Linked DNA regions of Homo sapiens: region 1 is linked to region 2. A link is a contact called in ENCODE Hi-C or POLR2A ChIA-PET data. All regions are on one chromosome and are shown on one strand. The core of a region is the stretch at or near the end of the contact, and the rest is flanking DNA. Distances in the headings are between cores, read along the strand shown. Region 1 overlaps ATOX1 (antioxidant 1 copper chaperone). Region 2 overlaps TNIP1 (TNFAIP3 interacting protein 1).

Region 1 (2,700 bases), core at 189-2,688, 690 kb after region 2:
CTCATCTGTACATGAAGGAGTCAGGGCTGGCCAGCTCCTGTGGCCTTTCCAGCTCAAGGATGCCATCAGTCTGTGATTCCTCAGCCCTACCACTGTTCTTTTAGGGCCATAAGCAACTCAAAAAACCCTCCTGACCCTTCTCAAGAGGCCACCCAAGCAGGGACAGTAGGAAAAGATGGGCAGAAACCTGCCGAAGCTTAAAGGCAGATCTTCCAGCAAGGGGCCTTAAAAATCATATGGTTGGCCAGGCGTGGTGGCTCATGTCTGTAATCCCAGCACTTTGGGAGGCTGAGGCGAGTGGATCACTTGAGGTCAGAAGTTCAAGACCAGCCTGGCTAACGTGGTGAAACCCCATCTCTACTAAAAATACAAAAATTAGCTCAGTGTGTGGCATGTGCCTGTAATCCCAGCTTCTCGGGAGGCTGGGGCAGGAGAATCACTTGAACCTGGGAGGCAGAGGTTGCAGTGAGCCAAGATCATGCCACTGCACTCCAGCCTGGGAGACAGAGTGAGACTCCCTCTCAAAACAAACAAACAAACAAACAAAACATATGGTTTCCCAGCCTGCATAACAAAGCAAGACCCTGTCTCTACAAAAAACAAAAACAAAAACAAAAAAATAGCCGGGTGTGGTCCTGTAGTCCCAGCTACTCAGGAGGCTGAGGTGGGAGGATGGCTTGAGCCTGGGAAGTTGAGGCTGCAGTGAGCCAAGACCGCGCCACTGCACTCCAGCCTGGATGAAGTTCCTGGGATGGGTAGATGTCTTTGAGCTGTCAAACGAAATTAGGCCCATCCCCACTTCATCCAGAGCCTGCTGCTTTGTATTTGAGGAGCTCCTGTACAGTTTCATTTTTAAAGCATCAACAGGCTGGGCACGGTGGCTCACGCCTGTAATCCCAGCACTTTGGGGGACCAAGGTGGGCAGGTCACCTAAGGTCAGGAGTTTGAGACCAGCCTGGCCAAGATAGAGAAACCCCGTCTCTACTAAAAATACAAAATTAGCCGGGCATGGTGGCCTGAGCCTGTAATCCCAGATACTCAGGAGGCTGAGGCAGGAGAATCGCTTGAACCTGGGAGGTGGAGGTTGCGGTGGGCTGAGATCACGCCATTGCACTCTAGCCTGGGCAACAAGAGCGAAATTCTGCCTCAGAAAAAAAAAAAAAATTAGCCAGGCGTGGTGGCGGGCACCTATAATCCCAGCTACTCGGGAGGCTGAGGCAGGAGAATCGCTTGAACCCGGGGCAGAGTGGAGCAGGTTGCAGTGAGCAGAGATCATGCCACTTCACTCCACTCTAGCCTGGGTGAAAGAGCAAACTCCATCTCCAAAAAAAAAAAAAAAGAAAAAGAAAAAAAAAAGCATCAACAGCAAAAGCTGATACAGACATACAAGATATACATTCCCATACCACAGCTGGGGAAACCCAGGCCCGAGAAAGAAGGGCCCACAGTCACATGACAAGTCAGCAGCTAGGTTCTTTCCACTGTTTCAGTTTCTTTCAGATTAAGATCCCAGTTTACAGGGCTAGAGGCCAGCCACTGACTTGCTGCGGGACTACGGGCAAGTCACTTAACCTCCTGGACACTGGCATCGACATCCCCATTCCAAAGATGGAAAGTACAGCTCAGAGGACTGCTAATGAGATCACGTCCATGTGGAAGCCATTTGAAAACTTAATGTCATTATTATTTAGGGTTTTAAAAAAGAAAATTTTAGAAGATTGTGTGATAGTTCATGTGGAAGAAAAAGAAAAGAAAAAATCTTAGAAGGCTGACTGAGCACTGGCATTGCCAAAACTCTGATCACAACTCAGTTATTACCTCACTGAGTCCCAGGACCAGATCCCAGTCCTCTCTGGGCCTCAGTTTCCCCAGCTGTAAAATGACAAGGCTGGATGAGACTGATTGTTCAAAAGAGGTGCTTTAAGAATATCTGCATGTGGCCAGGTGCGGTGGCTCATGCCTGTAACCCTAGCACTTTGGGAGACCAAAGCAGGCGGATTACTTGAGGTCAAGAGTTCAAGACCAGCCTGGCCAACATGGTGAAATCCATATCTATGAAAAGTACAAAAATTCACCGGAAATCGCCTGAACCCAGGAGGCAGAGGCTGCAATGAGCTGAGATCATGCCACTGCACTCCAGCCTGGGCAACAAACAGAGTGAGACTTCATCTCAAAAAAAAAAAAAAAAAAATCTGCATGTGAGTGATTCAAAATTAATTTAAATTTTTTTTTTTGAAGTAAAGAAACAGAAAAAGACAAAATTTTAAAAATTTTTACCTTTTTTTAAATCTTTCCTTTTTTTCTTTCTTTTTTTTTTTTTTTTTTTGGAGACAGGGTCTTGCTCTGTTGCCCCCACTGCAGTGCAGTGGCACGATCTAGGCTCACTGTGGCCTTAACCTCCCAGGCTCAAGCGATCTTCCCACCTCAGCCCCCTAAATTAGCTGTGAGTACAGGCATGTAACACCATGCCTGGCTAATTTTTTTGGTATTTTTTGTAGAGATGGCATTTTACCATGTTGCCCAGGCTGGTCTCGGGAACTCCTGAGCTCAGGCAATCTGCCCGCCTCAGCCTTCCGAAATGCTGGGATCACAGGTGTGAGCCACCGTGCCCAGCCCCATTTAAAAAACCTTAATAGAGGCTGCGTAGGGTGGCTCGCGCCTGTAATCCCAGCACTTTGGGAGGCCGAGGCGGGCAGATCA
Region 2 (2,700 bases), core at 130-2,629:
GAAACAGTTATGGGAATCACAGGACAGCAGAGCTACAGGGAGCCTCAGAGATCAGGCCGGGAAACCAAGCTATGGGGAGGAGGAACTTGCCCAAAGTTGCCCTGTAAGTCAGTGGCAGAGGTATAACGAGAACTGAGGTTTCCTGACTCGCCATCCAGTGCTCTGCTGCACTGACCTCCCACTTCTCTGAACTCTGGAGGAATGGCAATGACTATAACCCCAACTTGGCATTCCCTGAACACCTGTGTAATGGCGTCAGTGTGCCGCATTCTAACAAGAGGAAATGCTGCTGTTTCAACTCTGCATCCATTCCCCCACTGCCTCTTTCCACAAAGGAGCTGAGGTGGCAGATGCTGCTCTATTTAAGGCTCATGCGATGCTTCCCATGCCTGCGACTTCTCCAGACTACAAGCTTCAGAGCACAGGGAGGCTGTGTTGTCTTGGCTCAAGTGGCTCAGCAGAGACAGGCACACTGTAGAGCTAATGAGGAACTTACTACGTCAGTTAAAGTTATCGGTCCAAAGTCAGAGTGAAACACTTTCTGAGCAGGGGATCTTGCCTCCATGGCCAGCATCTCAGAGCCCTCAGGGACAGAACAGGACAAGGGGACAGAAGGTTCCAGGCGACAGAACATAAAGAGCCTTTCCAATACTCAGAGCTGCCTGAGGCAGTGGTGAGCCTCTCAACACTGAAGGCATGCTAGTTAGCCAGACAGCCACCTGAGGGGGCCCTGCACTGGGCACTGACAGGTACATGGGGCAACCAGTGAACACAAGCATATTTGTCAGCCAAACCTTTGTGAAGGGAGGCAGCAGGGATCAATATATCAGTGAAGGGCTAGAGCACCTATTGCTCGCATAACAACAATTAAAGAAAAAAACTTAAAAGTGGGAAGGAAGGGAGAATGGAGAAGGTAGAAATTTAAGTCGTTTAAAGAATCTTCCAGACTTTTCACAATGGTTCTTCAATAAGTCTGCCATTTTAAGAAAGAACAGAAGGAGATATAGTTAGGAAAAAGGCAGCCAGTGTTGTAAGGTGTGGAATGAGGATGCTGGGCAGACGCTCCAGAGCTGTACGAGAGACAGAGAGAGAGAGAGAGAGAGAGAGAGAGAGAGAGAGAGAGAGAGAGAGAGTGTGTGTGTGTGTGTGTGTGTGTGTGTGTGTGTGTGTGCGCGCGCGCGCGCGCATGCGTGTAAGTGGAAAGTTGAACCTCCTTCCTGTGTGCTCCAAGAGTCTGCACAAAGAGCAAATCACCTGTCTTACAGGGCCCTGGGCCTTCCTGACCCTTCTTTCTCCCCCGGGGTTGGAAGCCCACAGACCCAAAGGGCTGAGTCATAGTGTGCGGAGGTGCCTGGCCCCTGGCAGAAGGCAACAGGGCTGGCAAAGAGCCCAGGCTTTCACAACGGTCGGGTGCCCGTGTGCTCCAAGTCGGGGAAGTCACTAGCCCAGGAATTTGCATATGTGAGCGAGAAGCACCCTTTGCTCCTGCCCCTCGTGTATCCCCAAGTGACTCCAGGGTACCTAAGGGATCTGAACAGGTTCTGTGCCTCTCACATGGTAGCAAGTGACAGGACACAAAGAGGGCAGCAGGTCAAGCCCGGGGTCCTGCCCGTCCACTCACCATCGCATTGGCATGGCTGCTGCTCTCTGGTGAATTCTGCTCCTCAGGAGTGACCACTTCAAATTCAGAGGAGGTGCCCTGTGCAGAAAGGAAGTTAGGTGCTGCCCGAGAGAAAAACAGCTCACCCCTCCTCTGCGGCCCTGTGGCTGAGAGCAGCAAGGGGGACAAAATCTCTTCCCATTTTGAGTACACAGGGACCGTTACATATCATCTCACATGAGATCACAAAGCAGGATTCTCGACAAGCCTGTCATAGCCCTCTGCATAATGTGAGGTCATATCCCCTCGATGGCCAATCCTCTTTTGTAGAAGGGAGATGTGGGACTAGCTGACCTTGAACCAGCAGCACTGTAGGATTGCATTTTTTAAGGCCGTGTACTTTTTAAATGCTTTCATGAGCTCCATTATTTCTCAGGGTGACCCATGGAGTGGGTCAGAAGGTTATATCCTCTTTGGAAAGATGAGGAAACTACAGTATACAGTTGGTTAATGCAAAAGCAGGGATTGAACCCAAGACTGCAGATCCAGCATTCCTGCCACGGCCCCAGAGCTGTCTCTTAGGCCCAGACGTCTCTGATCGGTTTCCCAGAACACAGATGGCAGCTGTTACGGCCACCACCAAGCATGTCCTGTGCTGGCCTTCCCAAGCCAGTCCTGGAGATCCCAGAGGAGTGAACTGATCTGAGAAAAGTCCCAGAGATGATTCACCAAATTTGGAGACTATTTCAGGATTCAACCAAATCCACGGTGGCCAAGAAATCCCAGATTTTTTCACATCTTTCCGTCATTCCTAGTAGAATTACTGGTCATTCAACCAACCAAGAAGCCAATGGCCCACCTGAACCAGCCATTAGCTCTGGGATCTGGGATTTCCATGTCCCGTTAAACCTGGTCTGCAGCCTCCCTTCATCCCAGAAAGGGGCAGGATAGATGAGAGGAGTCAGTGCTCAGCTTCCAGCTGACCCTCATGGCCACCAAGAACTCACCTCTGGCTCTTGGCCCTGCCCTAGAAAGTCTCCCTCCTCCATCTACATTTTCCCCATTACCCGTGTAACCTCAGAACAGGTCCTTCTTTCCCT

The links. Hi-C counts contacts between places; a loop is a spot of excess contacts on that map. ChIA-PET counts read pairs that join two places held with the same protein, here RNA polymerase II (POLR2A). Pooled maps may share reads with other maps.
Region 1: a pooled map shows a loop between it and region 2 (2.1-fold over the local background). The contact joins two enhancer-like sites. A Hi-C loop is called at or near these places in 1 of 37 single-sample maps with no recorded cell type and 1 of 50 pooled maps. POLR2A ChIA-PET finds 5 or more read pairs at or near these places in 1 of 52 experiments (HEK293).

What each region holds. Positions count from the first base shown.
Region 1 is chr5:151,748,338-151,751,037 of GRCh38, forward strand. All of the region lies in intron 2 of ATOX1 (antioxidant 1 copper chaperone), which reads right to left. Among named protein-coding and RNA genes, the nearest start is that of ATOX1-AS1, 3.4 kb to the right of the region's middle. RefSeq lists an enhancer at 1,333-1,582. Within about 2 kb of position 1,439, at least 10 of the 41 ENCODE cell types and tissues checked have a DNase peak (open chromatin) inside an H3K27ac peak, as active enhancers do.
Region 2 is chr5:151,058,697-151,061,396 of GRCh38, forward strand. TNIP1 (TNFAIP3 interacting protein 1) reads right to left here. Exons shown (of 18, transcript NM_006058.5): 5 at 1,622-1,699. Among named protein-coding and RNA genes, the nearest start is that of TNIP1, 21 kb to the right of the region's middle. RefSeq lists an enhancer at 1,543-1,612. Within about 2 kb of position 1,380, at least 21 of the 41 ENCODE cell types and tissues checked have a DNase peak (open chromatin) inside an H3K27ac peak, as active enhancers do.